Linked DNA regions of Homo sapiens: all the other regions are linked to region 2. Evidence: chromatin contacts called from ENCODE Hi-C or POLR2A ChIA-PET data. All regions are on one chromosome and are shown on one strand. The core of a region is the stretch at or near the end of the contact, and the rest is flanking DNA. Distances in the headings are between cores, read along the strand shown.

The links. A loop is a pair of places that touch in the nucleus more often than their neighbours do. ChIA-PET counts read pairs that join two places held with the same protein, here RNA polymerase II (POLR2A). Pooled maps may share reads with other maps.
Region 1: a pooled map shows a loop between it and region 2 (5-fold over the local background). The contact joins two enhancer-like sites. A Hi-C loop is called at or near these places in 4 of 168 maps with a recorded cell type or tissue (G401, OCI-LY7, astrocyte of the cerebellum and 1 more), 16 of 37 single-sample maps with no recorded cell type and 13 of 50 pooled maps. POLR2A ChIA-PET finds 5 or more read pairs at or near these places in 9 of 52 experiments (B cell, OCI-LY7, activated B cell and 5 more).
Region 3: a loop to region 2 is called in a map of B cell, with 5 times the contacts of the local background. The contact joins the promoter of PDSS1 here to the enhancer-like site in region 2. A Hi-C loop is called at or near these places in 6 of 168 maps with a recorded cell type or tissue (B cell, CD4-positive, alpha-beta memory T cell, CD8-positive, alpha-beta T cell and 2 more), 5 of 37 single-sample maps with no recorded cell type and 15 of 50 pooled maps. POLR2A ChIA-PET finds 5 or more read pairs at or near these places in 11 of 52 experiments (B cell, CD4-positive, alpha-beta memory T cell, CD8-positive, alpha-beta memory T cell and 6 more).

Annotation. Positions count from the first base shown.
Region 1 is chr10:26,778,054-26,782,880 of GRCh38, forward strand. All of the region lies in intron 2 of ABI1 (abl interactor 1), which reads right to left. Among named protein-coding and RNA genes, the nearest start is that of ABI1, 80 kb to the right of the region's middle. RefSeq lists enhancers at 2,757-2,916, 3,027-3,156, 3,737-3,846, 3,963-4,704. Within about 2 kb of position 3,383, at least 9 of the 41 ENCODE cell types and tissues checked have a DNase peak (open chromatin) inside an H3K27ac peak, as active enhancers do; they include B cell, where a contact is called at or near this core.
Region 2 is chr10:26,735,490-26,740,445 of GRCh38, forward strand. PDSS1 (decaprenyl diphosphate synthase subunit 1) reads left to right here. Exons shown (of 12, transcript NM_014317.5): 10 at 1-90. Among named protein-coding and RNA genes, the nearest start is that of PDSS1, 40 kb to the left of the region's middle. Within about 2 kb of position 1,747, at least 7 of the 41 ENCODE cell types and tissues checked have a DNase peak (open chromatin) inside an H3K27ac peak, as active enhancers do; they include B cell and OCI-LY7, where a contact is called at or near this core.
Region 3 is chr10:26,695,662-26,699,971 of GRCh38, forward strand. PDSS1 (decaprenyl diphosphate synthase subunit 1) reads left to right here and starts at 2,040. Exons shown (of 12, transcript NM_014317.5): 1 at 2,040-2,179. The coding sequence starts at 2,051. RefSeq lists a silencer at 1,713-2,332 and an enhancer at 2,207-3,095.

The DNA.
Region 1 (4,827 bases), core at 2,133-4,632, 44 kb after region 2:
CAGGAGTCAAGAGGTAGATATGAAAAATATTAAAGGCAGAGAGAATAACATCCTGCAGACAAAGGTTTAAGAGAGAAAAATGGTAAGAGCAGATATAAACTGTCAGCAAGCAGCCTAGACACCTGTTTGGTAGAGCCTACCTAGGACTGGTCTACAAGACTTTTTAAAAATATTTTTTTAATTTAGTTGCCAACTTAAAACTGGATAGTAACCAGCACATGAGAAATAATTATACAACTGCTCAACAACTTAAAATCTGGCTTAATAAGGAACTGATGACAAATTTAAATTGAGTGACATGATCACCTCTGCATTTTAAGAAGATCCCACTAGCAGAGGTATTGAAGACAGAAAGAACAAGACTGCAGAGAGTGAAACCAATTAAGGGGCAATTGTGGCAGTCTAGGTGAGACGAGGCCAGGATATGAACTGAAGTAGGAAAAAGAAAAAAAAAAAAAAAGGTACTCCCATGGAAAAGAACAGCTCAATGTTACGCTTGAATCAGATCTATTATGATTCTATCTTATTTCATCAGAACTTTTTAATCGAGAAAGAACTTCTAATCAAAAATGCTATCCCAATTCCAAACCAAGTAGATAAAGACACCTCTCCATGAGTATCTATCATTTCTGTACATCTTGTGAGAAGATGCACTAACTCCCTTTGTTCTGGATGTTTATAGAGTAAACAGCCTTAGAAAATATAGCATCTCCTTAGAAAGCAAAGGCAGATTTGCTTACTGTCCAATATAATAAAGTTAATGTAGACCTCCAGGAGAAAGGTTTTCTGCCCATTATAAAAGATGTGGTCCCCTAAGTTGAGAATACTTTTTCTCTAATGTACACAACTGTGTATGCAGGCATCACCTGGCTCTTTGCAGTACCCTATGGAAACTGGGGCTGTTTTCTAGCACAAATGCCGACACTCTGGCTACTACTATTGCCATGAGTAATGATGTCCTTTGTCTCTGACCCAGGAGTCTCATGTCTTCCAACAGAACCCATGAAATTGTGGTAGGCTAACTCATTAGTTAACAAGGATAAATCTCAGGACCATCATAATTTTCTATAGTTTTGGCAATGAAAAAGAATGCTGATGGGGACAAAACTTTCTAGAAATGGAAGGAAAGACCAGTTAGTAGAAATTGAGAAAAGTCCACGAGAATCATTAACCAACATGTTGTCCAAATTGTATGGTCAACCAGGCAATGAATGATCCTCCACTTTAGTGCCTGTGAATGAGGCTGAAATGAAGAGGAAGTTTCAGGATAAGTACCAGGAAGTAGGCAGATTCAAAGACAACAGCCTGAATGATGCCTTGGTTATTGTCAACACTCCTGCAGATAGGAGGACTTCCTTATCAAGCTGACAGTCAGCCTCAGCAGGTCTGCTTCATGAAATCTTCCAGACTAAGATTTGTCTAGAAGAGGGAGACAGGGGCACATAAGGTTCTGTTTCCTTTGGACGACAGTTACAGAGACATACATCTACACTGAGTTTGAAAGTAAGAAAAGGTGCAACCATTGTAGGCAGAGCCAAACAAATCTTTAGAACTTTGGCTAGTTTGCTTGGAAGAGGAGGGGCATGTAGTTACATTGCTCAGGCATGTAATGGTTGTTAAAGAAGAATGGCATTTTGCTGGCTATCTTAGTGCTCAGCTCCTACCGCAGTCTACCTTGTCAACATTAAATCCTTTCAAGATAACTGGAAAGGGCCTCAGCATTTTCTGGTGGTATAACCGTCCACTACAAGAAACCTTTGAAACTCTCAGGGAAATTTCCCTGAGACAAACTCCCTTGGACACCAACCAGTCTACAGACTCCTACTGTACTAGATTGGGTTTAAAATGCGGATCAAGGTAATTCACTGAAGAATCAGAAACTAGCTCAAAGAATCTAGATAATTCTTGCTGTCAGTCCTGCAGCCTTAGAAAACTCCAGTAGCCCTAGTATTGAAATCAAGCAAGAATTTAAGAGATATAATCTTGACATTATCTTAACAATGGAGCAGTAAAGAGCCTACATTAAGGCAGACTTCTAAAAAATGATGCCATTGTGCAGATCAAGCCCGTCAGCCAAAGGGTATAAAACCCATTTCCCCCATCAGAAAGCAACAAAGCTATAGTTGTTCGATCAAGGTGTTCCCAAACAGAAATGGATACCATCCATAATGATGACCTTTTGTGTGTGTGTAAGACAAGGTCTCGCTCTGTCACCCAGGCTGGAGTGCAGTGGAACAATCACGGCTCACTGCAATCTTCAAATTCTTGCACTCAAGCAATCCTCTGACCTCAGCCTCCTGAGCAGCTGGGATAACAGGTGTATCCCACCATGCCAGGCTAATTTTTTAAATATAATATTTAGTAGAGACGAGGTCTCACGATGTTGCCCAGGCTGGTCTCGAACTCCTGGGCTCAAGCAATAACGATCTTGCACAGAATACAGGGTTTTGGTAGCACCAAAATTACTGCAGGTTTATTGGACTGATCAGCACACAGCTATAGCACCACTCAAAACTGAAAGCAAATGTCTCTTGTTCACTGGTGCAAAGCTACTCTCTCCCAGCCTCCCTCATCCCTCAACCTCAGCTGCTTTATGAAGAAAGATGATTAGGAGTGGGGCCAAGTTCTCCAAGTTCCCAAAGGAGACTAAAGACCACACACACCTGGGTAGGCTACATAACTTTGGGGAGAGCACAGACTCAACATTTTATGGCTCTGTTGGATACAGGAGCCCAAGGCACCTTCATACCCATCCTGTGGAAGAATAAGTTACCAGCTTCCAACTGCTGAGGTCTGGGTAGGGTTCAAAGTAGGGAAGGGAAGCTACTGTGACCTTTTGGGTGGGGCTCTTTGGACCATTCAATGTACTACTGTTTGTAGCTTCCACTTCTGAGTGTATAGTGGTATTGATATTTTACAGGCCTGAACTGTGAGGGCTCATAAGCTCCAGGGAGATTATGCTCACTGCGAATAGCCCATGTAGAAAGGCATTAGTAGGTTTGGGGCCCCACAATCCTTATGACCTGTTTGAGTACAAGTCTGTGCACAGATGACTTTCCTGACTAGACCCTCTGGCAAGAGGAACAACCTCTTCAGGTGACTCTTGGGTTTGGATTCAATGCCTCCCTGACGTAGCTACTAGGTATGCCTCTTTTGAAAAGATTCCCATTTGGGAATGAGTCAACTCAAATGCAATGACTAATAAGGTGGGAAAGGCCCAACAAGCCTCTGTCATCACATGGAACTGGTAATATTCAAGAATGCAGCCAGTCTGGCCCCTAGGGCATCTCAGCTTTACATGAAAAAGCAGCAGCTTCTCCCTTTGAGAAAGTCTGATCTTACATTCTGCCACCTAAACCAAATCTGCTAGCTCAGTGAGGCCCTTGATTCACAGAGGTTCCCTAAATGCCTGGGCCTGTTTCACTGATGATTCAACTAAGCTGAGACGCTGTGGTGCCTAGTGGGCTGTAAACTCCAGTGCCCATGATACAGAACTGAAAATGGGTGTGGTTGCTTTGTTCCACGGGCAAAACTCAAGGACATTCTCACAGATCTGGCCAATATTCCCCTTGAAAACCTTGTTATATTTTTACTGACTATCAGGCTATTACCAACTGCCTAGGTATTTAGTCAGCCACTTGGAAAACTACAGAATGACATATTTAAGACTGTCCAAAAACCATGGAGATCAATTGTAGTTGCTGATCAAACCATCTGGGTCACTAATATAGATGTTTACAGTAAGGGTCCATTGTCTGATGAGACCAATTATAATCAAGCCACTGATCAAGCTGCACGGTTAAGACTGCTACCACTGCTGCTGGATCCATCATCATACCAGACACAGCAACATATCTATCATCATAGAGTGGATACAAAGTAAAAGACTCTATGTTCCTGATGCAGAGGCTGCCACCTCATCCTAGACTTATGAGTCCTGGAAAAGGACTCATTTGTCTCATGGTGAGAGGAACCACATCACATGCTACTGGCAGATTGGTTGCATCAGACAACCTTCTTCAGGCTATCAGTGGGGTCTCACTGCTGATGACACTTTTCCAGGGTCTGGTACTGCTATTCCAGTTCAATCAGCTGACTCCAGCCACAGTACCGTGGTCCTTGACACTAATCTGTGTCCTATTTTTACTTTCCACATCATTTGCAATCTGACAATAGGTACACCTTTTATCACAAAAGTCACTCAACAATGAGCTGTTAGTCAAGGTAGGTGACAGTCTACCATCCACAGCATCTTATATCGCTTAGTACTGCAACAGCCTTATCAAAAATCAGCTCAAAAAACCTCAACAACAACAAAAAAAAAAACCCGACTCAAAAATGGGCAAAAGACTTGACTAGACATTTCTCCAAAGAAGACAGGCAAATAGAGGCCAGGCACAGTGGCTCACGCCTGTAATCCCAACACTTTGGGAGGCCGAGGCGGGCAGATCACAAGGTCAGGAGATGGAGACCATCCTGGCCAACATGGTGAAACCCCATCTCTACCAAAAATACAAACATTAGCTGGGCATGGTGGTGTGTGCCTGTAGTCCCAGCTACTCGGGAGGCTGAGGCAGGAGAAACGCTTGAACCAGGGAGTCAGAGGCTGCAGTGAGCTGAGATTATGCCACTGCACTCCAGCCTGGCGACAGAGTGAGACTCTGTCTCAAAAAAAAAAAAAAAAGACAGGCAAATGGCCAATAAGCACATGAAAAGACACTCAATACCACTTATCATTAGGGCAATGCAAATCAAAACCACAATGTGACACAACCTCACATCCATAATGATGGTTACTATCAAAAAAATCAGGATGTGGAGAAACTG
Region 2 (4,956 bases), core at 497-2,996:
ACCTCGTGTTCTGACCAGATGGGCAAACCAACATCAGCTGATCTGAAGCTCGGGTTAGCCACTGGTCCTGTCCTGTTTGCCTGTCAGCAGGTAGGTTTTACAAACTCCCTTTGACACATCACTGCATAGCCCCACAGAACTGATGTCCCGCGGCACAGCTGATGGGAAGATTGCATAAAGGAATAGATGGGAAGGCATTCAGATAAGAGATCACAGGTCTGCATTTGATCCTGGCTGAGTGAGATGTTGGGGCTGGTCATTTCACCTTGCTAAGACTGTTTCCTTATCTGTGAAATTGAGAAGATCACCTTTCTCCCAGGGTGGTTGTGAGGATTAGCTAAGATCCTATTTGAGATCTTTGTGTCTTGTGGTGTGCCATAGGCATTTGAGGTAGCATCGTGATTATTTCCATATATTTTGGCCACTGGCAAAGTGAACGGTTTCTAAGTCTTGATTATAGGACTGGACTTTGGTGGTCCTCAGAGCCCCTTAAAAGGCATAGGAAGCATCAAGGGCCTCCAAGCATAAGAAATTCTCCGGTTCTAGAAGTTTAATGAGACTCTGCTGCTCTGAGAGAGGCTTTAGAACCTCGGCCATTGCCTCAAAATGTCAGGAAGTCAGTGGAGTGCAGTAGACCCACATAGTTCCTTCTTTCTCCGGATTGAGGGACTGAGTCCCCCTTAATGTGAATGAAAGGCTTAGGAAGCTTCAAAGATGTTCCCTCGACTGACAAAGCAGACATTCTCACAGCCTCCTCCAGACCCTGCCACATGGCTTGTGGCTGTACTGAATGTTACTTGAAATAAGTGAGACATTAGCTGGTGTTGGAACATCTCGTTAATAGATTTTCATCTTAGTAGTATTTAATTTGTTATGTTGCAAAGCAGTAAGATGTTCATCACCGTGCCATGAAATTCAACATTAGCTCTTTGGTGTAAAATTATAGTAACTTTTGGTCTTTCAGAGATTTTGCCTCTATTCTGTCTTCACGTTTACAAAGGTCAGTCATGTCCTCCATAAAATTCAGTGATTCCACTGTGATACAGAAACCACGGCCCTTGCTTTTGGTGGGTTTCTGATTGGAGAGAGGAAAGGTCATCTTTCACCCACTATCTAGCATAGCCATTGGCAGCATGATTCTTCCCAGGGGAGGCTGACGTTCTGGGTGGCTGGACCAGGCTACTTTGGCAGCTTGCTAAGGCTATGAATGGAGATGTTGGGGTACTCGGTAGGAACACCCACCCTCATTATTACAAGGCTTCCATCCTCTCAAACTTTGGAGGCTGAGGTAAGAAGTGAAAGGTATGCTGTAAATAGGTCCTCTCTCCCAATGAGGCTTACTTGCCAGCCCAAAATCAAAGAGTATAATACATGTGCCCAGTTTTGACAAAAATTTATAAAACCTCCTTTTGTACATTAAGGCAAGAGTGAGGAACATTTGAGCCATGTAGGTGTTATGCTGGGGATTAGAAAAATGAGGCACTGGCTACCAGTAACCTATATAACTGCGAACATTACTTCTCAGATACTTGTTAGTAAACATGAGTGAAGGAAAGCAAGATGGACTGAGTGTGCTGAAATCCAGCTAGCTTGGTAAAGATTCCTTTACCTAGGCTCAGATTATCAGGATAAAAGGAAAAAGCCTTTTTCCCTGGAGAAGTCTATGAGAAAGTTTTGGTTGCTCTATTTGTAAAAATCTTCAAATTGTTAAGTACTTGTTATGAACCCCAGGATACTAAGTTACCGGTTGAGTCCTACTTAAACCTTAAGGTGACTGGGTGAGAGGAGGCTGGCCTCTTCGGACTGTGTTTCACTCTGAATATATTTCAGAAGAAACTAACTTACTTTCCCCTACACACACAAAGGAGTAATGGCTATCTCTGCTTTCATATATAGTGGGGGAAAGGGGAAATGGACCTCTGCATAGTATCTGTCAGTAATCTACAAGAGACTGAAAAATGCTGGTTAGGCGGTGGCTCATGCCTGTAATCCCAGCACTTTGGGAGGCTGAGGCAGTTGGATTATGAGGTCAGGAGTTCAAGACCAGCCTGACCAATATGGTGGAAACCCCGTCTCTACTAAAAATACAAAAATTAGCCGGGCCTGGTGGTGCATGCCTGTAATCCCAGCTACTCGGGAGGCCAAGGAAGGAGAATCCTTGAACCTGGGAGGCAGAGGTTGCAGTGAGCCGAGACTGCACTCCAGCCTGGGTGACAGAGTGAGACTCCGTCTCAAAAAAAAAAAAAAAAAAAAAAAAAAAAAGGCTGGTTAAAAAAAGCAAGCAAAAGGAAAAAAAAAGATTACTGTACCCGAAGCCATGGTTTTATGTGTGCTTTGCTGGGAAATCCCAGTCATGAGGCACCTACTCATGCTCACCAGACAGCAGTGTTCTCATCTGCCCATAAGGCAGTGAGTTGAAAAGGCACATTGCAGCCTCAGAAAAGGGAACACAGAATGGAGTCCAAGCAGGAAGTGACTCTGGACAGGACTCATTTCAAAAGTAGACTGATGTTTCTGTCTTGTGGCACATGGGCCAGAAGTTAGCCAAGTATGTATTTATAAGTTGCCTTCTAATAAAACAGCAAGGTTAGGCTCTTTTGTGGAATACACTGTAAAACAAGAGATTCTTAGCAAGAAATGTGTCAAAAGATATATGGGACTAAGATTAATTCAGGTAAAAACAAGTTCCAAAAATAACGTAAGAATATGCAATATCTCCACTTAATGAAAATGTGTTTTTAGTTTACAAAGGATTCTTTCATACATTATCTCTAATCTCACAACTCCTCTTTGTGGTAGATATTATGGTGTTTATTCTGCAAGTAAGAAACTGATGCCCAAACCTCGCCAAAATTAAACATCTGGTAAATGGCACAGCAGGGAACTGAACAAGTCTAAGACCAGTATTCATTTTATTACATCATACATAGTGTTATTGCCACTGGTAATGCTGAGAAGTTAGTAGCTATGATACCACACAGGCCTTCCCACAGAGCAGGTAACTAACCCACCTGGGCACTGACGATACTCAAAGAATCATCTCTGTGTCATGTCTTTGCTATTGTAAACAACATACCTACTTGGTGGAGTAGTTCTAAGACGTCTGTAATCCTTTCCCTTTGGTAGGTGAGTTTTGTTTGCTGATGAGATGGTCTTTGAACTTTTCCATTTGTGAACACTGGACCAGGACAAGCATTCTTGGGAAACCACCTTTTCCTTTTTAATTTGGTGTGGTGGGTTGTCTTGGAGTTTACTCCAGCCAGCACTTGACAGAAACTCCCTGTCTTTTGGAATTCCTTTATTTTTAACATCTCTCTTAAGGGGTTTCCTGATAACAGTTGGTTCAGAGGATTTAAAAAGAGTTTTGGGGATTTCTGGAGAAGTCCCAGGGGATGACAGCGTCCTCCCATGTACGTATGTGTACATATTCTCTTTAAGAATAAAAACCTCATGTTAATTGGATTTTGAAAGCTTCAGAAACAAAATGGAAGTGTTTTACTTTCTCTGGTGAAACTTTTTTAATTTTCAAATATCTTTTTTAAAAAAACCAAATCTTTCCTTTCTTCTGCTTCTCTTCCTTATTTGATAAGTCACTAGACCCAAACGTCAGTTGTAGCCACGTTTCCAAATGCCATCACCAGCCCCTGCACCAGCTGCACAGGCCTTATGCTATCGTGGTGACTAGTTGGTGCCTTAGTGTTACCCAGTTTCGTTTGGGTAGACTCATACTCATCACCTTAGCAGTTTAGTTTATGGATGGGTTTCACAGAGTTACAACCCGATTTATCCACAGGTGGTTTTCCTACTCTTAAAAACAGCACCTGAGCAAACAGAATTTTTATTTGTCACTAAATCTGCAGGCAACTGTTCTTCCTGCTGTGTTTCTCTTTTCTTTTCCACATACACATTAAGGGGACTGGGGAGTGCCCGGGGAAGAGTTTGATATTTTGCATATTAAAATTGCACACATGACATGTTTGGAAGGAAGGATGTAGTCACTCAATGCAAATATTTTTTTCAAATTTTGCTTTCTCAATGCTTTTTATAGTAAAAGCATCAGTGAAAACACCCAATCAGCATATCTTACCACACTTGCTGGTACTGTAGAAAAAGCTTATACATCATAAACAAGGTAATGTCACCAGATGCCTACGAGAGAATCACATCAGTGTCAACGATAAAACCTTCTAGATATCCAGTATTGGTATGTGGTATTAAAAAACTAAAACAGGCTGTGTGTAGTGGCTCACGTCCATAATCCCAGCACTCTGGGAGGCCCAGGCGAGAGGATCACTTGAGGCCAGGAGTTTGACACCAGCCTAGGCAACAAGGCAAGACCCCATCTCTATAAAAAATTTAAAAATTGGCCAGGCACGGTGGCTCACGCCTGTAATCCCACTTTGGGAGGCACTTTGGGAGGCCGAGGTGGGCAGATCACGAGGTTAGGAGATCAAGACCATCCTGGCTACGGTAAAACTCCATCTCTACTAAAAATACAAAAAATTAGCTGGGCGTGGTGGCTTGCGCCTGTAGTCCCAAGTACTCGGGAGGCTGAGGCAGAGGAATCATTTGAACCCGGGAGGCGGAGGTTGCAGTCAGCCAAGATCGTGCCACTGCACTCCAGCCTGGATGACAGAGCGAAACTCCATCTCAAAAAAAAAAAAAAAAAATTAAAAAATTAGCCAGGTGCGTGCCTGTAGTCCCAGCTACTCGGGAGGCTGAGGCAGAGGATCACTTGAACCTATAGGAGTTTGAGGCTGCAGTGAGCTACGATTGCACCACTGCACTCCAGCCTGGGCAACAGAACAAGTCTCATAACAAAACTAAAACCTACTTGATTTGGCTTTTTTACCGTAGAAGTTGATTTGGGCTTTCCTGATTTCTAGTAGCTTGTTTTCTTCTTAAAAGACCCAGTAACTAAAGGAAATTACTGGTTTTCATAAGAACTAACCAGTT
Region 3 (4,310 bases), core at 790-3,289, 40 kb before region 2:
CTTACCTGCATAACTCAGATAGTGTTTTTAACTTCCTCAACTCATGCTTGGCCTAGTGGGGTCAAAAGAACTACTTGTGAATTCCGTATGTCCAATTGGTAGCTTACTGTTTTTTCTCAAGAGTTTAGCTATACAGTAACGTTGGAAGTCTTGAGGAACTTCAGCTGCTGTCCCTACTTAGCCTTGCAATACTACGGCATCTTTTTTTCTTTTTCTTTTTTTTAAAGACGGAGTCTCACTTTGTCACCTAGGCCGAAGTGCAGTGGCACAATCTCGGCTCACTGCAACCTCTGCCTCCCAGGTTCAAGTGATTCTCTTGCCTCAGCCTCCTAAGTGGTTGGGATTACAGAACATGCACCACCATGCCCAACTAATTTTTGAATATTTAGTAGAGACGGGTTTCACCATGTTGGCCAGGCTGGTCTCAAACTCCTGACCTCAAGTGATCCACCTGCCTCGGCCTCCCACAGTGCTGGGATTACAGGCTGAGCCACTGTGCCCCCGACCTACAGCATCTTTTTAAGAGCAATGTTTTCTGTTTTAATGTGGCCAAGCAATCTCTAAACGAACATGGTCTGACAAAATTGTGTAGTGACATACTTGACAACTGGGTGAGCTTGAGTGTGATACTTATTTGACCATACGGTATTTCCTCTATATGTTTCCTTATCTTTATATACAAAAAAGGGCAAATGATAATGTCTTAGTCATAGGATCAAGTACAACCCAAGTGCTTACTGCTACACTCTACTTGGCAAATTCCACCTTATGAATGTTTCTTAATATATAAACCTAATCTAAACCAAGATAAGCTACAGGTGCATATTAACAATCTTTACTCATAAAGCTTTGCATATTTTTACATACTATTCTTCAAGATGGAAAAAACACCATCAAACTGGCTTATTTTCATAGATGTCTTTATATAGTCTATGATGTCTTCATTCCATAAAAAATCCACACGATTAAATATGAAATTAATGTACCCAGCTATGAGGCTACCGCATTCTTTAACCCAAGAACAAGAAAATACATGAATCAGAGAACTGCAATTACCTACTTGCTGGTCTATTTCCTCATTAGAGTGAATTTTTTGAGGACTAAATTGCATTTCTCTATCTCTAATGCTTACCCCCTATCTCACTGGCTCTGTGTGTTTGAGTGCATGCGCTGAATGTTTATATCACTTAATTTCTGTTCGGAACACGCTGTCTCTTAGCACCAGTAGATCTGGCCTTAGAGCTAAGGAAAGAAGGCCTTTCTAACCCATAAGGGGTACTAATCCTGTACAGACTCCAATATCTCCCGGGCTGGGTACACGCAGGTTCACACCCAGGTGTGAGCAAGATTGCCAAACTATACCTATAAGGCGTTTGGAGGGGAGAGTCCAAAAGTCACGAGACCCGGCTAATTTAGCTACTATTTCACAACAACCCTGATCGTGGTCGGACTTGTTTCTAGGAAGATGCGATGGGCTGGAACTTCCTTCAAGAACAGATTGCAAAAGGCAGCCGACCAGGGCGTGTCAGGTCACTGCCAAGGGAAGCAGCAGCGGAAACCGTCGCCTCCGGCTTAGGCTGCGGAGCGGGAACCCCATTCTCTGAGTTATGTTTCTGCCTAAACACGCAGAACAAAAGAGTTCGTGGCTGCAAGGGTGGCGCGCGGTAGTATTTCTTGCTAATAAAAGGTCCCCACAGGGACATTTTTGCTATGACTGCAGGCGTGGCCAGTCTCCCTGCACAGCTTCCGGGAAGAGGTGGGGATAGGAGGCTCGCCCCGGGGAAGGTTACGCTCGGGGTCCCCAGACCAGGTCTCCGCACGCCCCTGCCCCGTCGCCTCCCGGGAGCGGCTGCAGTCCCCGTTGGCTGCAGACGGGCAGACACCCGAAGTGTCCGCGCCGGCAGCCGGACCGCAAGCGAGGAAGAGCGAACCGCGCTCCCGGGCCTGGCCGAAGCGCTTCCTGTGCCAGGTTTCCGGCTCCGGGTCCCGGGAGGAGGATCGCGGGCCAGAGGCGGAGCCGCCGCCCTGCCGCGACTTTCAGACTCCGACCATGGCCTCGCGCTGGTGGCGGTGGCGGCGCGGCTGCTCCTGGAAGCCGGCGGCGCGGAGCCCCGGGCCCGGCTCCCCCGGCCGTGCGGGACCGTTGGGGCCGAGCGCCGCTGCCGAAGTCCGCGCGCAGGTGAGGTTGGGAGGCGCGCGCCCGGCGGGGCTCAGAGGTCACGGCTCCAATGACAGCAGTGGGCGGAATGAATGGGAGCGGGGAGCACGTGCGTCGCGACGCGGGGGCGCGCGGGGTAGCTCCGGGGTAGCTCCGGGGTGGGACTCCGGAGCTGAGGGGTGCTCGCGGTGGGACGGAGCCGCGCGTTGGACTGAAGTAGGGGCGCCCTACACGGGGTTGCAGAAAGCGGTGTCCTGGGGACCCCGGGAGCGTTTTGGGGGGTGGAGAAAGCGGTGGGATCCGTGTCCTGGGGGAAGCGCAGGAGCGATCAGATTGACCGCTGCTATATGGACAAGGTTAAGCCTGGAGAGCGACTGCAGCTATTTACTTTGGAGTTAGAGGAAGACAGATCTTGCCTGAAATTTTAGAGCCAAAGTGCTCAGAGCTCTCTCCGAGAAACGGAGGATCGAATCGGCCTCGGAATAGTCCGAAAAGGTCTTGTGGAGAATGCAGGGCTGGTGCTAGGGTGGACCGGACCTTAGTTGTCCAGCAGTGGCCTCGGGAGGAGAGCACACCTGGATGGGGCTGGAATGACACTGGAAGGAGAAAGGCCCGAGGCCGTCAGGAGGAGAGAAACCCTGGAGTCATCTAAAGTCAGAATCTCAGCGATAGCCCATTCTTTCAGGGTCTCCTCTGCTGCCTTTGGGTTCCGATCTCCTTTTTCTCCCTTTCTGGTCAGTTTAGCCCCTGTAAATGGACACTGTGAGCCCTTCTGCGCTTTGTAATGATTCTCAGTGTGCCATGGGGTAGGCCCATGCTATTAGCATAACCGTGCAAAATCTATGGACTCACTGTTACTTAAGTTTATTTGAATTTAGTACTCTTTTAATTCAGATTTGGTATACTTTATGTGTCCGTGTTCTCATCAAACATCATTTCCCAGTATGAAATATATAACACTTATAAATATCTACTTTGTACCAAAGTAGATGCGTATCACAAATTATCCAAAACAAGGCTTGGGCCAGGCACAGTGGCTCACACCTGTAATCCCAGCACTTTGGGAGGCTGAGGTGGGAGAATCGGTTGAGGCCAGGAGTTTGGGACCAGCCTAGGCAACATAGCAAGACTCTGTCTCTATAAAAAATAGAAAAAATTCACCAGGTGGGGTGGTGCATGCCTGTAGTTCTACCTACTCAGGAGCCTGAGGGAGGAGGATTGTTCGATCCCAGGAGTTCAAGATTACAGTGAGCTGTTTATTGTGATAGTGCCAGTGCACTCCAGCCTGGGCAACAGTGTGAGACCCTATCTCTAAAAAATCTAAAGCAAAAAAGACGTTTGGAGACCAAGTGGCAGCTGGGCAACTAGACAATGCTAGAGAGTAAAGAGAACAGAATATGGGGGGTGAGGGGCATGTGGGAGAAGAGGCTTAGAGGAGGAAGGTAGGCTTTGCTGTGATCCATTTCAGGACTGTTCTCTCCAGACTTCAGATATTTCTAGTTCCACAGAAGAAGCCAGTATTTGAAGAGATGGGTGCATCCACCCTCTTATGCCACTACATGCTTCTTCTTCTTCTTCTTTTTTTTTTTTTTTGACACAGAGTCTCACTCTGTCGCCCAGGCTGGAGTGCAGTGGCGGAATCTCGGCTCACTGCAAACTCCACCTCCCAGGTTCAAGCGATTCTCCTGCTGCAGACTCCCAAGTAGCTGGGATTACAGGCGTACACCACGACCCCCAGCTAATTTTTGTATTTTTAGTAGAGACGGCATTTCACCATGTTGCCCAGGCTGGTCTGGAACTCCTGACCTCAAGTGATCCACCCCCTCCTCGGCCTCCCAAAGTGCGGGGATTACAGGTGTGAGCCACCACGCCTGGCCTGACACTTCTTTTTAAAAAAGTTTCTTGCCCACCAAGCAACCTTAGCCAGGGAAAGTGTGCTTTTCTGGAGAGAATATGCTTTATGGCCTCCCCGTCTGCATGACGACAAGGAGGAATTCTGTGGACTCATGATGCCAAGATCATGTATTTCTGATGTGTGTGTCAGTGATGCCTTTCACTATATGTTAATATGTTAGCATTCTGGTGTCTGCCTCAGGCATGTGTATTTTGGTTACTTCAAGTCTCTTAGGGCCTGATAGTCCTTGGGGACACA